Regions from separate parts of the Homo sapiens genome. Here region 2 is linked to region 1. Evidence: chromatin contacts called from ENCODE Hi-C or POLR2A ChIA-PET data. All regions are on one chromosome and are shown on one strand. Each heading gives the region's core, a stretch centred on a gene start or an enhancer-like site at or near the end of the contact. The rest is flanking DNA. Distances are from core to core; before and after follow the strand shown. Region 1 holds the start of JPX (JPX transcript, XIST activator). Region 2 overlaps FTX (FTX transcript, XIST regulator).

The links. Hi-C counts contacts between places; a loop is a spot of excess contacts on that map. ChIA-PET counts read pairs that join two places held with the same protein, here RNA polymerase II (POLR2A). Pooled maps may share reads with other maps.
Region 2: a map of PC-9 shows a loop between it and region 1 (21-fold over the local background). The contact joins the enhancer-like site here to the promoter of JPX in region 1. A Hi-C loop is called at or near these places in 1 of 168 maps with a recorded cell type or tissue (PC-9) and 1 of 50 pooled maps. POLR2A ChIA-PET finds 5 or more read pairs at or near these places in 2 of 52 experiments (MCF 10A and activated T-cell).

Annotation. Positions count from the first base shown.
Region 1 is chrX:73,941,967-73,947,449 of GRCh38, forward strand. It overlaps JPX (JPX transcript, XIST activator), which reads left to right and starts at 2,358. Exons shown (of 5, transcript NR_024582.1): 1 at 2,358-2,499; 2 at 2,618-2,696. RefSeq lists an enhancer at 2,383-2,482.
Region 2 is chrX:74,116,634-74,122,116 of GRCh38, forward strand. All of the region lies in intron 5 of FTX (FTX transcript, XIST regulator), which reads right to left. It also overlaps the pseudogene DDX3P1. Among named protein-coding and RNA genes, the nearest start is that of MIR421, 99 kb to the right of the region's middle. Within about 2 kb of position 2,803, at least 2 of the 41 ENCODE cell types and tissues checked have a DNase peak (open chromatin) inside an H3K27ac peak, as active enhancers do; they include PC-9, where a contact is called at or near this core.

The DNA.
Region 1 (5,483 bases), core at 1,108-3,607:
TTTTTTTTTTGAGACGGAGTCTTGCTCTGTCGCCCAGGCTGGAGTGCAGTGGCGCTATCTCGGCTCACTGCAACCTCCGCCTCCTGGATTCAAGTGATTATCTCGCCTCAGCCTCTCGAGTAGCTGGGATTGCAGGTGCCCACCGCCACATCCAGCTAATTTTTGTATTGCTGTAATTGTTGGCCAGTCTGGTCTCAAACTCCTGATCTCAGGTGATCCGCCCACCTCGGCCTCCCAAAGTGCTGGGATTACAGGCATGAGCCACCGTGCCCGGCAGGTTTCACTCATTTTTATCCCCCTTTCTACTTACCATTAAATTACTACAGAGGGATGTTTTGTACCTGCCCCAAAATAAATGCATGGTGTGCTACTGCCAAAAGAAAATATGACAGAATTTACAGTCATATTTGCCTCCTCTGCAACATTCAGACTTGATCCTTCTTTTACCCTACATTGTCTATCTGATTCCCTACTCTTTTAGTACTAGTTCTTTCTTAGGAGCTCAACAGTTCCTTTTGCAATTGGTTTTTGGTGCCTGTCCTACAAATTTCCAAGATGTGCTCAAATATGCCTAAACCCTAGGAGATGAAACAGTTTAAGCTTAGAGACCTCTCCACCTCTATTACTGACCTTTGAACACGTAACTGGTTTTATGTGGTGTTTTTGGTGTTTTACTCCAAAATGTCCATATGTCAATGCCCAGATGTTTTATACAACTGTGTATCATTACCTTCCTTTTGAGGGTGACGATATCAAAATAAAGACAGAAAAGTAATGATGCAAATGAATAGAATAAGAGGTGTTCTATGTGGGGGTCTCGTAGAAAACCAGAGACAACATTAGTGCATAGAGAGAAACTATAGCTTTGGAAAGGGATTAGGACCTCTAAAGTGTCTTTTCCTTACCGGTGAAGCACAAGCCTTCCCCCAGAAACCTGCACCACTCACACATAATGCTTCACAAACAAGTTTTGGCCTCGGTTTTTTCATACTTTTGGGGCTGGTATCCAGCTAGTGTATTTTCCCTCATGGAGCGGGAACAACAGAGATAAAGGTTTTGATAAATATAGAGGCCTCTTAGAAGTGTCAGGACTGAATCTAAAAGAGCTGAATCTAAAAGAAGAGGGAGGCTGGGTGCGGTGGCTCACGCCTATAATACCAGCACTTTGGGAGGCTGAGGCGGGTGGATCACTTGAGGTCAGGAGTGCAAGACCAGCCTGGCCATGATGGTGAGACCCCCGTCTCTAGTAAAAATTAGCTGGACATGGTGGCAGATGCCTGTAATCCCAGCTACTTAGGAGGCTGAGGCTGGAGAATCGCTTGAACCCAGGAGGCGGAGGTAGCACCGAGCCAAGATCGCGCCACTGCACTCCAGCCTGGGCGACAGAGCAAGACTCCGTCTCAAAAAAATAAAACAAAAATAAATAAAAGAAGAGGGAAGATGGAAGGACTTTTAGGCTCAAGAGCAGCATCTCAACTCTTTTTTTTTTTTTTTTTTTTTGAGACGGAGTCTGGCACGGTCGCCCAGGCTGGAATGCAGCAGCACGATCTCAGCTCACTGCAACCTCCGCCTCCCGGGTTCAAGCGATTCTCCCACCTCAGCCTCCCAAGTAGCTGGGATTACACTGAGATTACAGGCAAGCGCCACCACACCTGGCTACCAACTCTTTTATGAAGACTCTTTTGTTTACAGAATTAAAGGAAGCACCTTGTTCTGAATCCAGTTTTGCCATTGACGGACTCACTGTATGACTAGGCCAAAACCCTCTGGTTTCTGTTTTCCCATTAGTTGGTTGAAGTACATACACCCTCATCTATCGGAACACGGGGCTTAGTAAAGTGAAAAGAAGTAGGTTCTAGCTCATTCTAGCACTTTTGGAAAATTGGGTCACCTCTTTGGGCCTTAATTTCGTCATCTATAAAACAGGAAAAAATCAGTCCTCAGCTTACCTGATGTTGCAATGACTTAGTGAGATAACAGAAGTGAATGGCAGCTTTGTCTATCATACTTGTGAGGTAAAGTTAATGAGAGTGAGAGATCTGGAAATAGGGAAGAAAGAAAGGAGTCGAGGCAAAGCTAAAAGAAATTTGGGTTGGGAAAGGAAAAAAGAAATGAAGAGAAAGAAAAAGGAAAAGGGAATTTCAAAAGAGATAAAGGCTGTGAGAGGAAGTGCAACAGGTCAGGAAACTGGGGGAGGGTCCACGGCAACGGCTGCGGCACGGCAACGGCTGCGGCACGGCAACGGCTGGGGCACGGCAACGGCTGGTGCATGTTGCCGGCGGAGGCATTTAGGTAGTGCACGACGGCTGGGCGCCGGGCCTGTTTGGCTGTGACGCCCACCCCCGGCTTTCATCCGCCTATGCCCTAGGGCTAGTGGAAGACTTAAGATGGCGGCGTTTGCACGGAGTGCAATCACTGCGTCCTTACGGGGGTTGCAAGGCGTCCGAAGTATGAGTCCACTAACAAAAGTCCAGAAACTCGCCAGTTAATAGTATTGTGGTGAGTGATGAGCCTCACGTTGGCTAGAGAAGTGGCCGTTAGCGAGGCTACACACTTTGGGATCGCGTGGCCTGAGTCGGGGGAGTAACCGGCCTGTATTCCATTTTTCTCTCTCCAGTCTCTTCAAAATATCGGAGAATAATTTCTTTCTCGCTGATCGCCTAACTTCTACTGACGAAGCTTGGAAGTTGCAGAAGGTAGCTCCTAGGAGGGATATATGGGTCGTTCTTTCCTTTTTCCTTATTTAAATGGGTTTTTATTGACACCATGTCGCGCCAAAATGGATTCCATCTCCTCAGAGCTTTCCTAGGAACAGCCTAACCTCTTGGGCCTAACTTTATTTTTTTTTTGTTCTGCCTTTCATGTCCAGACTTATTAGTTTTAATTAATTTGTTTGTAACGTATTCATTATGCACTAGATTAAACAATTTTTTTCTGTGCCCACTATACCCCAAATGTGGAGTTTTGGGCAAAAACTTAACATTTGTTCTTGAAGCATCTCAGAGGTGTGTGTGTGTGTGTGTAATCTTTGGGGGACTTACATTGCCAGGTTGATTACTCACTAAGAAAAGAGCTAGATTTCCTGTTTTCAAATCTGTTGGCGAAATTAAGTTTATGTTAAGCATAGCATGTTTACTATATATATGGGGAAGACAGTTAAGAGTGACATCTAATATGTTGTTAAATGCTTATGTGATTAAAGTAAATTTCATGCATTACCGCGGAGTATGAATTGCTGCAACCTTTTAGAAAAGAATCTGGCAATATTTAGGGAAATAAAAAATACAGATATCACTTGAACAAAAACTGGAATTCAAAAGTCTGACTTTTAAGAATCTATCCTACAGAAATAAAAGTACCAGTATATAATGACGCATGAACAAGGATACTTTTGTACTATTTTGTTCTTGTGACAACTGGAAACAACCTGTGTATCCATCAATAGGAGAATGTTTGAGTAAATTTTGGTACATAAATATTATGAAATATTTTGACTTTTGACCTAGAGAATCTTATGATGGATGGTTATGTGAGAAAAGTAAGTTGCAGAATAGTCTAGTATGAGTCCTTTTTTTTTTTTGATGGGGTGATGAAGGAATGCAAGATTAACTTCTTTATCTTTTGGAGGAGACGTTAAATATATTATGAAATACTTAAGACATATACAGATATACAAGGAATAATACAATGAACCTCTCTTCTCACCACCCAACGTAAAAAAAAAATCAAACATTAACGTGACAGTTGAAGTTCTCTGTGTACCCATCCCTGATTGCATCTCTCTCTTCTCTCATCCCCAGAGGTAACCATTATTTTAAACTTAGTGATTTTTACCATGCATTTCTTAAACTTCTGTGACATAGCAACTTCTAGCATGGATTATTTTTTGTAAATATTGAAGATGAATTTTTAAAAAAAGTCAATGAAAGAAGAAAGCAAGTGTCTATCTGACTTTTTTTTTTTTTTTTTTTTTGAGATGAAGTCTTGCTTGTTGCCCCGGCTAGAGCGTAGTGGCGCAATCTTGGCTCACTGCAACCTTCACCACCCCAGTTCAAGCGATTCTCCTGCCTCAGCCTCCCGAGTAGCTGGGATTGCAGGCGCCTGCCACTGTGCCCGGCTAATTTTAATTTAATTTTAATTTATTTTATATATATATAGAGAGAGAGAGAGGGAGAGAGACAGACAGACATGGAGTCTTGCTCTGTCACCCAGGCAGGAGTGTAGTGGCTCGATCTCGGTTCACTGTAACTTCCGCCTCCTGGGTTCAAGCGATTCTCATGCCTCAGCATCCAGAGTAGCCGAGATTACAGGCACACCTTGCCACGCCTGGCTAATTTTTGTATTTTTAGTAGAGACGGGTTTCCCTATATTGGCCAGGCTGGTCTCCAACCCCTGACCTCTGGTAATCTGCCTGCCTCGGCCTCCCAAAGTATTGGGATTACAGGCGTGAGCCACTGTGCCCAGCCTTATCTGACTATTACTGTAACAGTGGCCAATCAAAATTCCTTCTTTTCTTTTTTTTTTTCCTTGAGCCTAGAAATTTCTTAATTGAGGGGAGAATCTAGCAAGCAGTTGAGTCAAAGGGTGTAGATTATACTACAGTGGTAAAGAAAGTAAGCAGCTGGCAGTGAAAGCAATCTCAAGCAAATAATGAATGTTCCATGAACAAGATGCCTGAATTGAAAAACAGAACAAAACCAACTAACCAAACAAAAAACAATCCGTGGATCCTAACTCAAATCCAAGGTGATTTGAGCCTGCACTTGTAATTAGACAAAATCTATGAACTTCAGTTGCCTTGGAGGCATCTGAGGGAAATGAGGTTGCATGTAGATGAATCAGTTGTTTCTGGCATCATGTTAGTGTGATTACATTTAGCTGCTGTGTGCAAAACATTTTAGCAATCATTTAGGTCCAGGACGTGGAATTTATTAGTGCAACAACCCTGTAAACAGTGGTTAGAACATTAATAATTTTATTTTATTTATGTTTTATTTATTTTTTGAGACGGATTTTTGCTCTTGTTGCCCAGGTTGGAGTGCAATGGCGCGATCTCGGCTGACTGCAACCTCCACCTCCTGGATTCAAGCTATTCTCCTGCCTCAGCCTGCCGAGTAGCTGGGATTACAGGCATGTGCCACCGCACCCAGCTAATTTTGTATTTTTTAGTAGAGATGGGGTTTCTCCATGTTGGTCAGGCTGGTCTTGAACTCCTGACCTCAGGTGATCCGCCCACCTCAGCCTCCCAAAGTGCTGGGATTACAGGCGTGAGCCACCGCGCCCGGCCAGAACATTAGTTTTAAACTTCCTAACCCTTGGGAGAAGGCAAAACACTTGATGAAATCTACATAAAGACTAAAACATTTTACCAATTTTGCATTGTTTGTTTGAAATTGCATTGACGACTGGTATGTTAATTTTGTATATATTTTTATGAGAACAATGTTGGACATCATTTAATTTTTTTAGGTTTTTTTAATTGA
Region 2 (5,483 bases), core at 1,553-4,052, 180 kb after region 1:
GAGGAAATAACTATTGAAACAAAAAATAATAATAAAATTACAATATTTTTTAGACCTCTATGCAAATAAATTTGAAAGCCTGGAGAAGATAAATAATCTTTTAATAAAATACAGACTGCCAAAATTGAATCCATTAGAGTTAAAATGTTTAAACAGAACAATTTCATAGAAGAAATAAAGTTATTAAGAAACTAGTTCACAAAAAAAAGCAACCGGTGCAGTTGTTTCACATGAGACTTCTACCAAAACATCAAACTTCTTCTTGAAAAAGAAGAAAAATATTGTAACTCCTTTCATGTACCAAGTATAACACACACTTAAGCTAGATAAGGACAGTATTAAAACAATTGTAGACCAATGTCAGTCAGAAAAGTCGATGCAAAAAAACTAAATAAGATACTTGTAAACAGAATCTAACAAGATGTGAAGAAAATAATACATCATTAGCAAATTGGATTTATAGCAAAATTTCAAGGTAGGTTTAATATTAGGAAATTCATTTATATCATAAACAATATTAATAGATCTAAGAGGAAAATTATTACTATCCCCACAGATACGGCAAAAACAATTGGAGAAAACGCCCATCCATGTTAAATGTAAAAAGACATCCAAGATAGTAAGAAATAAGCGATATTTTTAACATAATAAAATACTCATACCTTAGTCCTAAATCCAGTGTCTAATTGAATGGAGAAATACTAAAAGCATTTTCAATAAGATCAAGACAAAAATGCCCACTATTTCTGCTCTAATTTAACATTATATTAGAGGTATTATTCAAATGCAATCAGGGAAGACAGAAGAAATACAGATATAAATGTGGTTAATAATAATAGTATATCTGGAAAATTTCAAAGAATCAATGATAAAACTAATTCAGATAATAATTCAACTCAGTGAATAAGTAGAAAAAAACATTAAATTTAAAATTTATACCTTTATATTTATTTCACGAAAAAGTGAATATACTTAACAGTACTGAACTCTACACTTAAAAATGAATAAAATGGTAAATTTTATGTTATATGCTTTTTACCACAATAAAAAAATATATGTATTCATATCAAAAATAATAAAAGTGGGATATAATAGTAGAGAATAAAGATGGCTGACTAGAAGCAGGTAGTGCGCTCTGCTCTCATGAAGAAGAAACAGAATGGCTAGTAAACACTAGTTCTTCAAATGGATCATCCACGAGAACGCATTGGGACTCGTAACAGAAGCAACGGGACCCATGGAGAACAGAGAGGAATGAAGCAGAGCAGCCACCCACCTGGAACTGGCGCAGAGGCAGTGGAAGCTCACTACCACAGGGAAAGGGTGAGTGAGGAAGAGCCCCAGGGACCCACAATTCCTCCATTGACCTTTGCAATCCTAGGAATGGGAGATCCTCCCAACCCCCCAGGCCTCCAGACTGACACAAAGAAACACCTGGAGTCTGGGCAGAGCCGTCACTCAAGGTCATGTGAAGCCCCAAGGACCTTGGATCACTGAGCACCCAGGCACCAGCTTGCATAGACCTGCCAACAAGGAAGGACGGGCTCTTTCACATGCCCCTAGGATAGAGATTGCATCCACAGTGATGAGAAGCAGACGGACTGCAGGCCCCATCTCTGCAGCTCCTCACATGACAGGGCCTCCCAAATGGGGCCTGCAGCGCAGCCATTCCACCATCTCCTGAGCACTCGGGCCAGTCTTGGCTCAGCATTTCTCTGGGGTGGAGCTCCCAGAAGAAACTCACAGGCCTTCTTCCATTGCTGGGGCCAGGGTACCCGCCCTTGCTGCCCACAGGCTAGGGAGGGAACGAAGAGCCTGATTGCTTTCACTGACACCTCCAGCACATAGCACCTGTGCATCTACCCTATGTAGAAAGAGGACAGACTTATTTACACAAGAACCATCTCTCGCCCTGCTCTTCGGCAAGCAGGCTCCCCTTGCCCTTAACTGCTTGGGCCCCACACTGCTGGGGCCCATAGGATAGCTGCCCAGCCCAGACATGATCACTCTGATCAGCTGTGGCTCTGCATTTTTCTGGGGTGGAGCTCCCTGAGGCAACTGAGAGGTGTGGTTGCAGCCACCACAGTCCCCACCCTTACTGCCCCCAGGCTGGGGAGGAAACAAAAAGCCTGAGCCCTTATGCAAGCCTCCAGCATACCAGCAGCTACCCTGCAGAGGCAGCCAGAATGCTTCCTGCGTGACCCACCACCACCAGGGCACCCTCCCAAATGGGGTTTGATGCCTTCTGGCTTCCAGTGTACCTACTCAATCCCTACATGACTATTTCATCTGTGGTCCAGAGCCCTACTAAAATCCTTACCCCCACAAGCCTGTGATCTTCCCTTAGGCTCTCACTGCCTAAGTGCTCTGCCTAACCCTACCTAAGAGTTCAGCCAGTGACCCAGGGACCAGACTGCCCCTTACCATCACGACCAGCACCTGAGGAACCCCACCCCCCACCCCAACCTAGCTCCATCAGGACTCATACATGATGTTCAGCCAGCAATCTAGGGGCTGGGGAGTTAGAGAACTACCTACCCCATTCAAATTCTGCTGACATCTGACCACTTCCCTCAGAGCCTGAGGTCCAACTGACACAACCAGCTGATATCGCCATAACCAACACACAGACCCAAAGGCAGACTCACCCCCTTTTACACAAAGAAGTAATGATATCACATTGGAGAACAGGGAAGCTGTGAAGCTATTTATATTAATTAGGCTGAGTGATGAAGTTCTGCCCCAAAACCACTCCCATGGAGAGTCACGAATTAAGCAGTCCCCAAGGCTCTCAGCCACACTGTGGCCCAGAGACAGACTACAGTATGTGACTCATCTAAGAGTCATGAGCTCTGGAACCGGGTTGTGATAAGGCAACAGTTCATATTCTTGTCTCTTTACGACAAGGGGCTTGTGCAGCGCCCCACAGTCCCACACAAAAACTTCAGCACATTTCATTAGGAGCTCCTCACACTCCTAGCCACCTCCATTAGGGCTGGTGCCTGCACTTGACATAGGAGTATTTGAGGGTAAGCCAGAAGTTCCAGCTCTGCCTAGCTGTGTCCCCCTACCCCCACAGAACAGGAAGCACATGTCACAGAGAACTTCATGCTTCAGCCCATTAGCTGAAACAACACAGAGCACCTCACAGTAAACAAAGATCAGTTACATATCCATCTGTTGTACAACCACTAGCTCTGAACCATAAAACCATTGATAAAAGAAAAACTTCAGTTGAATTATATTTTTAAAAGTTTAATTTAGCAATGAACAATTTGTGAATTGGGCAGCCCCTAGAATCACAGCAGATTCACAAAGACTCCAGTGCAGCCACATAGTGGAAGATTTATAGACAAAAAAAGGGACATGACATACAGAAATTGGAAGTGAGGTACAGAACAGCTGGACTGGTTACAGCTCAATGTATGCCTTCTTTGAACATAGTTTGAACACTCAGCAGTATATGAATGGTTAAAGTATGGCCGCTGGGATTGGCTAAGGCTTAGCTATTGTTACAAGTGCATACTACTAAGTTAGGTTTTCCATTTTGTCTGCCTATTAAGCTAGGTTACAGTTCATCCACAAGGACTCAAATATAGAAGTACAGAGTCCTTCTCAGGCCATATTTAGTTTGCTTTAACACCATATACCAGCATGTAGGTTGAACTACACAGCCCAATATGAAACCTGCTGACAGAATTATGTATCAATATGGAAGTAAAGCCAAAAGACCCTCTCCAACATACTCTATAGTCACATCCTCTGTCAAGGAGGAGAAAGGGAAAGAAGAAGAAAAAACAATAATATACAGATTGAAAGGGGGGGAATTGTATCTATAGGAAAATAATTACAAAAATTAGAAATGCCAGTTATCTCCAAAGGAGAAAGAACCCACACAAAAATTCTGGCACCATGAAAAATGTGAATGTTGTGTCACCACCAGAAGATCACACTAGCTCTCCAACAATGGCCCTCAACTAAAATGGAAACTCAGAAATGTCAGCTAAAGAATTCAAACCATGGATTGCAAGAAAACTCAAAGATGTTCAAGACGAGATTGAAAATCAACAAAAAGAAACTACTAACACGATCCAGGAAACGAAGGAAGAGATAAGCACCTTAAAAAGAAATCAATCAGAGCTTCTGGAATTGAAAAACTTACTTAAAGAATATCAAAATGCAATTGAAAGATTTATCATTAGACTAGACTAGACCAAGCAGAAGAAAGAATTTCAGAGCTTGAAGACTGGCCATTTGAGCTAACCCAGTGGGGTGGGGGTGGGGGGAAATAAAGAAATAATTTTTAAAAATGAACAAACTAGGATATTTGGTCTCATACTTATGGTGGACGACCTTGATTTTCCACTTCTCTTCAGGGATGAGTCATGTGGTGGTAGAAAATGCCCTCGACCTGGAGGAGCAGTTTGCTCATCTGGACCTGAACTCCTCTGATAAACAGAGTGGAGGAAGTACAGCAAGCCAAGAGTGCTATATACCCCCTCACTTAAGGAACAGAGAAGGATCTAAAGGATTCCATGATAAAGACAGTTCAGATTGGAGTTGTAGCAAAAATAAGGATGCATATAGCAGTTTTGGGTCTCGAGATTCAAGAGGAAAGCCTGGTTATTTCAGTGATTGTGGAAGTGGATCAAGGGGAAGATGTGATGATCCTGGATGGAGTGACTATGATGGTATTGGCAGTTATGGTGACAGAATTGGCTTTGGCAAATTTGAATGGAGTGGACACAGTCATTGGTGTGACAAGTCAGATAAAGATTATTGGTCAAAACCACTTCCACCAAGTGAATGCTTGGAGCAGGTACTCTTTTCTGGAGAAAACACTGGGATTAACTTTGAGAAATATGATTATCTACCAATAGAGGCAACCAGCAGTAACTGTCCTCCACATATTGAAAATTTCAGCAATGTTGACATGGGAGAAATTATCATGGGGAACGTTGAGCTTGTTACACGTGTCCATATAAGAGACCACTTGAGCAGGCTTAGTGTGAGCAACAAGGCTGTTTATTCACTTGGGTGCAAGTGGGCTGAATCTGAGAAAGGAGTCAGCAAAGGGTGGTGGGATTATCATTGGTTCTTGTAGGTTTGGGATAGGCAGTGGAGTCAGGAGCAATTTTTTGTGGGCAGGGGATGGATGTTACAAAGTACATTCACAGGGGCAGGGGGGAATGTTACAAAGTACATTTGCAAGGGTGGGGAGGGTGTACTGTCACAAGGGCGGGGAGGAATGTTACAAAGTACATTCACAAGGATGGGGAATATCACAAAGTACATTATCACAAGGGCAGGGGAATGTCACGATGGCTTGACCATGGTGCGGCCAGCTCAGAGGACCTTATATTCCCGTCTTTTTATGTTAATAATGAAGAAATAAAACAAGAAAGATTAATGAAAACTTGAGGTGAAAATTTTGGGGGCGGTATGGAGGGGTGATGGGCGATGTTTCTCAGGGCTGCTTCAAG